Linked DNA regions of Homo sapiens: region 2 is linked to region 1. The links are chromatin contacts, found by Hi-C or POLR2A ChIA-PET in ENCODE. All regions are on one chromosome and are shown on one strand. The core of a region is the stretch at or near the end of the contact, and the rest is flanking DNA. Distances in the headings are between cores, read along the strand shown.

Region 1 (4,488 bases), core at 790-3,289:
TTGGGAGGCCGAGGCGGGCGGATCACGAGGTCAGGAGATCGAGACCATCCTGGCTAACACGGTGAAACCCCATCTCTAGTAAAAAATACAAAAAGTTAGCCGGGCGTGGTGGCGGACGCCTGTAGTCCCAGCTACTGGGGAGGCTGAGGCAGGAGAATGGCGTCAACCCGGAAGGCAGAGCTTACAGTAAGCCGAGATCGCGCCACTGTACTCCAGCCTGAGCGACAGAGCAAGACTCTGTCTCAAAAAAAAAAAAAAACAGATAGGGGCTCCCTGTGTTGCCCAGACTGGTCTCGAACTCCTGGGCTCAAGGGATCCTTCCACCTTGCCCTCCCAAAATGCTGGGATTACGGGTGTGAGCCACTGCGTCCTACCACAAGTATGCTTTGCTTTTGTTTCTTTTTTTTTTTTTTCCTTTTTTAACTTCTTATTTAAGAAAAAAAAGAGAGAGAGAGAGAGACGGGGGATCTCACTTTGTTGCCCAGGCTGGTCTCAAACTCCTGGGCTCAAGCAATGCCCACCTTGCTTTTCTTATGGCTTAAAGTAAGTAAAATAAAATGCTTTGAGAAATGATGGCATTGTTAAATAAACATATAACAAGAAAAGACAATACTCACTTGAATATACAAGTTAAAATTTAAAAATCATCAGTAACTAAATGAACATCAGAGTTAAGCACGAATTCCTTCCTTCAAAAAATGAAAAATCTCATTTTCATTTTTTGAATGAATACTCAGGCCTCTTTGATTATTATAACGATCCCAAAGTCCCTATACTACTCAATAATTATTTTGCCTGAAAATATGTGGAGGAGGAGGGGATTAATAAAGATAAAAATCTCTTAATTGAATATAAACAATTTAACTGTTCAAGAATTCCCCAAGTAAATTTTATCTACATAGTGTGGGTTAAATGTGGGGGGAAAAGGGATGGTAGATGCAAAATGCAGTTATTTGCTTCAAAAATCTATCTGTGTGAGTAGCTCCAATGTATAAAAGATCAAATGAAGAAAGTTTTACCGGCTTGTTTCCAATGCCTCCGACTTATCTGGGTGGATCTTCCCCTCTGACTCATTCTGGAACAGTCCTCCATAAGTCAAGGAGACAGTTTACAAGCTGGGGAGGTTTCCCTTCATAACGGCTGAGGGAACTTATTCTCTCCACAACCACGGTTCAATGTGTCAGGTACTGACATAAGGAAAGAATGTCTCTGACCTAAGGAATTCATAATCTAATAGGGGAGACGGACAAATAAATAGGTAAGTTTAAAAATGTCAAGTTCCCTGTCAAGGTAGAAAAGTATAGGGTGTCTTGGAGCACAGAAGAGGGTGTCCAGAAAGGCAAATGCAGATCAGATACAGAAGCAAGGCGTTGGGGTCCAAAATGCCCAGGTGGATGTCCTGGTCGGATCTCCAGAGTCCTACAGAGGACTTCCTCCACACAGGGCGGGTCAGTTTCAACCCATGGGAATGAAAGGGGGGGAAAACATGGAGAGCAGCTTCCAGCGCAGGGGGAGGAAAACATTCCCCAAGGAAATACTAGATTCCTGAAATATGTCCAGCCCTTGTGGAAAAGATGTAGTTCGGGCTGCAATTCGAGCAAACTTCGGAGAAGCTTCAAAAGCTCCGACTTGGCAATTCAACTCAAAGCGCTCTTCCAAGCTCTTCCTATTCAACTGCAACTTCTAAGGCAAAGTCATTGTTTACAGCCTGGCGGAGTTGGAAGAGTCTCCAAAAACACAACTTGCCGTGACAGTTGGAGTTTATAACCACCCTCGGACTTTAATGACAGGCAAGTCTGAGAAGCTTCCAGCACCACGGCCTGACTGACTTCTGCGGGGCTGGAGGGAACGGTGGGTCCCAGATTTGGGACCACCCTTCTGCAGTGAACACCTCCCCCACATTCTCGTTTGCCACGCCTCTAGGCCACCTGGAGCTGAAGTTTCGCTGTTTTCCACGGCATTTCCGGAATGCCAGGGCATGCCCTGTCAATCCTGCACGCCCTGCGGCCGCGCTGCTTTCTCCACCGGGGCAGCGCTGAGTAGGCGGGGCATGCGGGTGGGGCGGGGCTCCAGCCAGGGTGGGTGGGGCCTCTGCACGAACACCTGCCTGTACTTGGGCCCGGAGCTTGGATCTCTGCCCAGAGAGCTCCGGCAGCCCCAGTCATCCCCGGCAATCAGGAGGCAGCGCCGCTCGGCTGCTGCAGAGGGCGTTGCCCGACTTAGCGACAATTTTGTCCTACCTCCTCTATACACCTTGCTCAAGTGACTGGACTCTCGAGATTCAATTTCCTTATTCACAAAATGGGGTTGATTATCGTTAAATTTCACAGCTGTTTGAGGATTAAAAGAATGACGTATCTATATTGTTTATGTGCCAAGCACTGACACTTATTCATTAGTGCTCGTTTCTTTCCTTTTTCTTTCCAAATTCAGTCTGATTCAGCAAATAGCTACCGAGGGTCTACTTGTTTCCAGTCACTGGGGATTTAATGGCAAAATAACCCTCAAGAAGCTTATTGTCTAGTGGAAAAGACCAACAGGTAAACGGGCAGTGGGAAGTGCTGTGAGGGTGGAATTGCTGGGTGTTGGACAGGTAGAGGGGGCTGTGGAGGAAGAGCACGTTGCAGCTAGTTAGAGAGGTAGGATGAGAGCAAGGACAGGGAGAAGCTGGAAGTAGTACAGACCCTCTGGAAAGGTGAAGCTGGATCATGGGGCCAGATCATGAAAGAATTCCTAAATTATAAATTCTAGTGGCTACAGATTTTTATGTTGAAGCAGAGAGGAAACATGGAAGTATCTTAAGCAAGAGACTATGATGTGATTTGGATTTTAGAAAGATTCCTCTGGGTAGAGATCACATCGATGCAAGGCACAATTTAGCTCCTAAGCTCATTATTAGCAGCTTCATTTGAGGGTCACATAAAGAATTCCCCTAGGGTCTAAATAAAGTATTTGGAATTTTTTAGGTCAGGCCATGTAATTCTGAATTCTAGAAAATGACTAGAATTGGTTAGTTCTTTCTCTATAACTGGAATTGAGTTGGGTTTTAATATCCCCTCTATAAACCAGGCTTGATTTCAAACCAAATTTTATTACTCAGTTGGAAAAAGAAAACTTTTATACCTACATTAATCAACTGCCCCTTTGTAAACTTGCTTTCTCACTCACCTCCACGTGCCTAGCTTCTGGGATCAAGAAACCAGGAGGCAATGAAAAGTGTTATCAGACTTGCATTAAGACCAGCCCCTCCTTAAAGATGTTCTGGAGACAGAACTTAATCAGGTGGAGCTGGGCAGGGCTGAGGCTTCAGGCTCAGGCTCGCAGGCTGGTTTGGGGGATTAAAAGCCTAAACAAGTTAGTTGGGTTGTTCCTCTCCCATCATTTCCTGTTAGGTGATATGTGAGTTGGTTATGTTCTTATTTTAATGATTCACCCCTGAACATTGCTTCTGAAACAGCAGTTTGCAGGGTTAGCGAATAACTGTGCTGTCATCCCTATTTAAACCCAGTGAACAGTGATTTAATCTCAGATGTGCTCAGTGCAGGCTTCAGGTTCTCTCTGTCTAGTCCTATCATTGCATAGGATGGGTGACTGAGCTGGTGTGGGGATGAATTAATTGGCTCCTCCTCAGAGTTCCTCCAGGTGGGCAGGTTCTAAAAGAGTGAGTCTTGTCAGCACCAACTCCTTTTTTGTGTGTGGCAGAAGGTAGGTCTGAAATTTTGCCCTGAGTTGCTCCTAATTTGTTCAGTGATCTGGAATTGCTCCTTCCATTCTTTGAGGCTTAGTTATAAAACAAGAGTTTGATAACATGCTGGAAATTTCCTTCCAGCTCTAGGAGGGTTCTGGTCATCAGAGCAGTCAATATCAAATCCCTACATTTAAAGGTACAGCGTGAAACTATAAAGAATTATCCTCAAACGCTCCTCTGGGTCTACACCTTTGCCTGGCAAGCAGTCTCTTTGTCATTGCAAATTGATTTCTAAATGAAACTGCAAATCTTGTCAAATATACAGGATTACATCAAGCTGATGAAAGTAATAATGGAGAGAGCAAGTTCTTTGCACAAACAGGGGTCTTGCTAGGGAGATTACCTAAAAGCTGAAGAAAAAAAAAATAAACAAGAATGATGACAACCTAAGTGCTTCAAAAGAGAATGATTAGATTAGCAAAGGATTAATAGAGACATTTTGAAAAAACTTGGTGAAGCCTATTTACATTTTTATAAAAATGGCAAGTCAAACATGATGGAAAATACCTGAAAAGTGATGTCGATAAAACAGTAAATACTTGATTTATTGGAATTATAAATAATACTTGTTTTATAATTTCATTATGTTTTTCAAAATGAAATCCAAACTTTTTTCTATGAAATTTTGTTTTCCCCTTTGTGTCCATTTTAAATGGCTTTTTCGGATATCACTATTTCCTTTATTAATCTTCAATCTTGTTTCAAAAGGGATTTAAGAGGCCTAACATTCTGTGTTGAAT
Region 2 (4,488 bases), core at 1,416-3,915, 300 kb after region 1:
GCCTGCAAACTGTTTACTACCTGTCTGTAATGAGATTTCTACAGAACTTGAAAGCATTTGTAAACTTTTGTAAGCAATTTCTCAGAGTAATTTTATGTCTGTTGAATAAACTTACAATGTTTTCCTAAGAGAAGGATGTGGTTTGTCACTTGCTGTTTCTTCTCCTCCTTCTTACTTTCTTCCACTCCTCTTTCTCTTTCTCCTGTTACTGTTACTGCCCCTGCTGCTCATCTTCTCTTTCCTGACTTTATTCTTTGTCTTCTTATTCTTCTTTTTGCCTTCCTTTCCCCCTCTTCCTGCTCCTTGTGATTCTTCTCCCTTGTCCTCCTCCTCCTCCTCTAGATATGAAAGTCCACTATATTCACACAAGGTATGTAAGTAATTGTTCCTTTCAGTTACCTTGAGGAGAACTAATTAATTTAAAATATTATTTTAAACACCACCTTTATCTTATAGCTCCAGTGAAAAACTGCATTTTGTAACCTACATTTTTTTTATGGAATAAATTCCAGTTTTTCAGCTTGATTTTCAGGATCTTTCCAATGTAAGCCCAATATAAGAGTCCTAACTCTTCATAATTCCCTTAAAAATTATGATGATTTCCCCTTTATTGTGTATTTATACCATTTATCTTCTAAGAATGGATTCTCCGCTGATTTATAATTTGATTCACCCATCTAATGAGTATTTAGCATCAATTAAATGCTGGGCAATAAGTTCCTGCCACTCAGGAGTTTAACATCCAGAACGTAGTCAAATACTTACCTCTTCTTTGGGGGCATCTCCATGAGGTGTAATTAGAAAAAGCAGAGCCAGGCGCAGTGGCTCACGCCTGTAATCCCAGCACTTTGGGAGGCCGAGGTGGGCAGATCATTTGAAGTCAGGAGTTCGAGACAAGCCTGACCAACATGGTGAAGCCCCGTCTCTATTAAAAATACAAAAAAGTTAGCTGGGCATGGTGGCACATACCTGTAGTCCCAGCTACTCAGGAGGCTGAGCAGGAGAATTGCTTGCCTGGGAGACAGAGGTTGCAGTGAGCTGAGATCACGCCACTGCACTCCAGCCTGGGAGACAGAGTGAGCCTCCGTCTCAAAAAAAAAGCACTAAGAGTTGTCAGAAGAGTTGAGAGTCACAGGGATTGGGGACTGGGATATAAATCTTAGCTGGTCACGACCCCTAACTCCTTGGGTCTCCTTTGTGTACTCATCTGTAAAGTGGGTATGATGCTGATCTTTCCTTCATAAAGGATTTTTTAAAAAAGATTATATTAAATAATAAGATGAAAGAAGCTGGCACAATGTAGAATTTATTCAATGCTATTTTCTTCTTGTCGCCTATGAAAAAATTTTACTTTCTATTTACTTTAATTCTGACACCAAAGGCTATCCTTTTCCTGTTCTACACCATGCACATTCTAAACTAGTTCCATTTCCTGGTACTATCTTCCTGTTCCAACTCCCCTTTTTATTTATGCAATGCCCACTCTTCCTTTTCCATCTGCCCAAATTGTGTACTTCCTTCAGGATGAAATTCAAAACCTCACTCCTCCAAAATCACTCATGGGCCCCTTGACTTTTCTGGAATTCTCTTATAGAACTACTTCAGCTCTTGGCTATGTTATCTCTGGTGTTGACCATTTTATTAATTTCATCTTGCCTTCCCAATGAAAATGAATGTTCTTTGATGGTAAGGAATTTGTCTTTTTTCCCTTTCTTTCTTTGCATTCTTTTTTTTTTTTTTAAATAACAACCTCCTGTCCAATTATATGGTATTTGTATTTTTCTGTTCCCTAGAGTGTAGAGCATATGAAAGATAGTTAAAAATACAGCAGAAACTTGACACTGGTGAGGGATATGGGTAAGCCATGCTATAATGTGGATGCCCACGGGCCAGAGGGATTTACTGCTCATGTACTTCTCCCATCTATACCATCCTCATGATGCAAGTGCACCAAATTTGCCCTTTAGCAAAATGGCAAACTCATGTCCTTGGACATCTTGTGCTTGCAAAAAGCTGAAACCTCAACTGTCAAAACCTCAAATGCCAAGAGTTTCTTATGTTTTTGATAAAACTGTGGTTGTACCCAAAAGTACTTGATGAAAATTTTTTATTTAGCCCATTATTTTGGCATTGTACTGCCTCAGTACTCATCTCCGATTACCTATCAGGTGTGGGTTTGAAGGGTGGTTCCAGGGTGAATACAGACAGAGGAATATCTTCTAGTTCTTGCCTGGAGGCTCTGGACCCACCCGCACTTTCCCAGACCTGAAGGAACAGCAACTACCAGATGCCAAGCACTGCCTTTAGGTGCTCAGATGAACTTCTGAGCCATATCACCTGTCCTCAAAAGCCCTGACCCAAGCAGTGTCCCTTCTCTCAGATGTCCCCTCTCTCAGTAGGTTCACCCAGTAACCAGTTTTATGAAGAATAGTGTTTTTCAAAATGGGAAGAGAAAGCAGTGCTTTGACTTAGAGGACTCTCTTCTGTTCAATTTTAACTTTCAATGTATAGTTTTTAATTGTAGAAGTTACTTCAAAAGGAAATTAAAGAATTGAAACCCCAAGTCCCAGCATATTAGGAACTAATATTAGAGCTTACTTTCAAATAATGGCTAACTCTAGTGGAATGCTTACAAGGTACCTGTGTTGGTTTTTCATCGCCCTGACACATACATGAAAGTAAGTCTCTTCCAGAGAGTATCTGATTCTATGACTTTCTCTGATGACTCACCTATGACTTTCTCTGATGACTAGGCTATTTTATAGCTCCCTAGAAATAGAAACTAAGTTGTAGAAAACTGATAACAATGCAGGTTTTTCCTGTCCACAGTAATGCAAATCATTCTTTTTTTTATTCTTATTTTTATTATTATTATTATTTTTTTTGAGACGGAGTCTCACTCTGTCGCCGAGGCTGGAGTGCAGTGGCGCGATCTCGGCTCACTGCAAGCTCCAACTCCTGGGTTCACGCCATTCTCCTGCCACAGCCTCCCGAGTAGCTGGGACTACAGGCGCCCACCACCATGCCAGGCTATTTTGTTTGTACTTTTAGTAGAGACGGGGTTTCACCGTGTTAGCCAGGATAGTCTTGATCTCCTGATCTTGTGATCTGCCCGCCTCGGCCTCCCAAAGTGCTGGGATTACAGGTGTGAGCCACCGTGCCCGGCCGCAATTGATTCTTGTTCACAGAAATGCAAAGGCATATTGCATTTAGAGATAAAACTTTATTATGTTTTATAAAACATTATAGAGATAAAACTTGAAAATGTTTACTGACCTATGGGATATCAATCAGTTTTGCATTTATTAGCAAAACCATTTTAGCATTCCTAGTTGCATGTATACATCTCCAAATTCTCCTCATTCTCCAAATTCTGTTTCCTCATTAATTAATTAAATCAACAAATTATTTGACACAGGTTCATTTTACATGTGTTTGAGAGTCATGATTTTACTTTGTAAAAAATTATAGTTTAGCAATTTTGAAGGTTCCACTGAAAAGCCCAAGTGGGCTTTCCTGACAAAGTAAACTTCTGATGGGGTTCAGGACACATTACTCCAAAATATAGCACCTTGGCATATTAAATATTTTAAGCTGAAGACATTTGAAAAGCAGGAAGTTCACTCCACTTTCCTCCCAGTCTTTCTCTCCTGAAGCAGACCATGAAACCTAGGAAGGATTTTCTGATCTTTCCCTGAAGAAAGAGGCCGGGTGCCCTCCCAATACCTGGAGGAAAGGAATGTCCTTATCTTTGAAGATAAAATGACACTGAGAATAATCTGTACAAACAAGATGAAACTGCCTTTGCAAAATTATGACAATAAGAGAAATCTGACATACTTGACTCCATCTTGTTTCTGACCTCCAAGATGTCCTTGGTCATTCCTGGGCATAGGCCAACTTAACTTTGGGAGAAATTTATTTTTTTTATTTTTTATTTTTTTGTGATGGAGTTTCACTCTTGTCACGCAGGCTGGAGTGCAATGGTGGTCTTGGTTCACTGCAACCTCCACCTCCCGTGTTCAAGCAATTCTCCTGCCTCAGCCTCCTGAGTAGCTGGGATTACAGGTGCCTGCCACCACGCCAGGCTAATTTTTATTTTTTTTTCGAGATGGAGTCTCGCTCTGTCGCCCAGGCTGGAGTGCAGTGGTGCGATCTCGGCTCACTGCAAGCTCTGCGTCGCAGGTTCACACCATTCTCCTGCCTCAGCCTCCCAAGTAACTGGGACTATAGGCGCCCGCCACCTCACCTGGCAAATTTTGTATTTTTAGTAAAGATGGGGTTTCACCTTGTTGGCCAGGCTGATCTTGAACTCCTGACCTCAGGTAATCTGCCTGCCTTGGCCTCCCAAAGTGCTGGGATTACAGGCGTGAGCCACTGCACCCAACCTGTTTATAATGTAACTTGCAAGCAAGGATGAGAATAATCCCTCAGTAAACAAATCCCCTCCTTGTTTAGGGACCAAAGACCATCTTTGTAAGACTAATG

The links. Hi-C counts contacts between places; a loop is a spot of excess contacts on that map. ChIA-PET counts read pairs that join two places held with the same protein, here RNA polymerase II (POLR2A). Pooled maps may share reads with other maps.
Region 2: a pooled map shows a loop between it and region 1 (2.2-fold over the local background). The contact joins two enhancer-like sites. A Hi-C loop is called at or near these places in 2 of 50 pooled maps. POLR2A ChIA-PET finds 5 or more read pairs at or near these places in 2 of 52 experiments (OCI-LY7 and activated T-cell).

Annotation. Positions count from the first base shown.
Region 1 is chr11:102,266,697-102,271,184 of GRCh38, forward strand. It overlaps LOC105369460 (a long non-coding RNA gene), which reads left to right. Exons shown (of 5, transcript XR_007062863.1): 2 at 2,434-2,540. Among named protein-coding and RNA genes, the nearest start is that of BIRC3, 49 kb to the right of the region's middle. RefSeq lists a silencer at 2,053-2,162. Within about 2 kb of position 2,040, at least 17 of the 41 ENCODE cell types and tissues checked have a DNase peak (open chromatin) inside an H3K27ac peak, as active enhancers do.
Region 2 is chr11:102,561,611-102,566,098 of GRCh38, forward strand. No RefSeq gene overlaps it. Among named protein-coding and RNA genes, the nearest start is that of MMP7, 33 kb to the left of the region's middle. Within about 2 kb of position 2,666, at least 4 of the 41 ENCODE cell types and tissues checked have a DNase peak (open chromatin) inside an H3K27ac peak, as active enhancers do.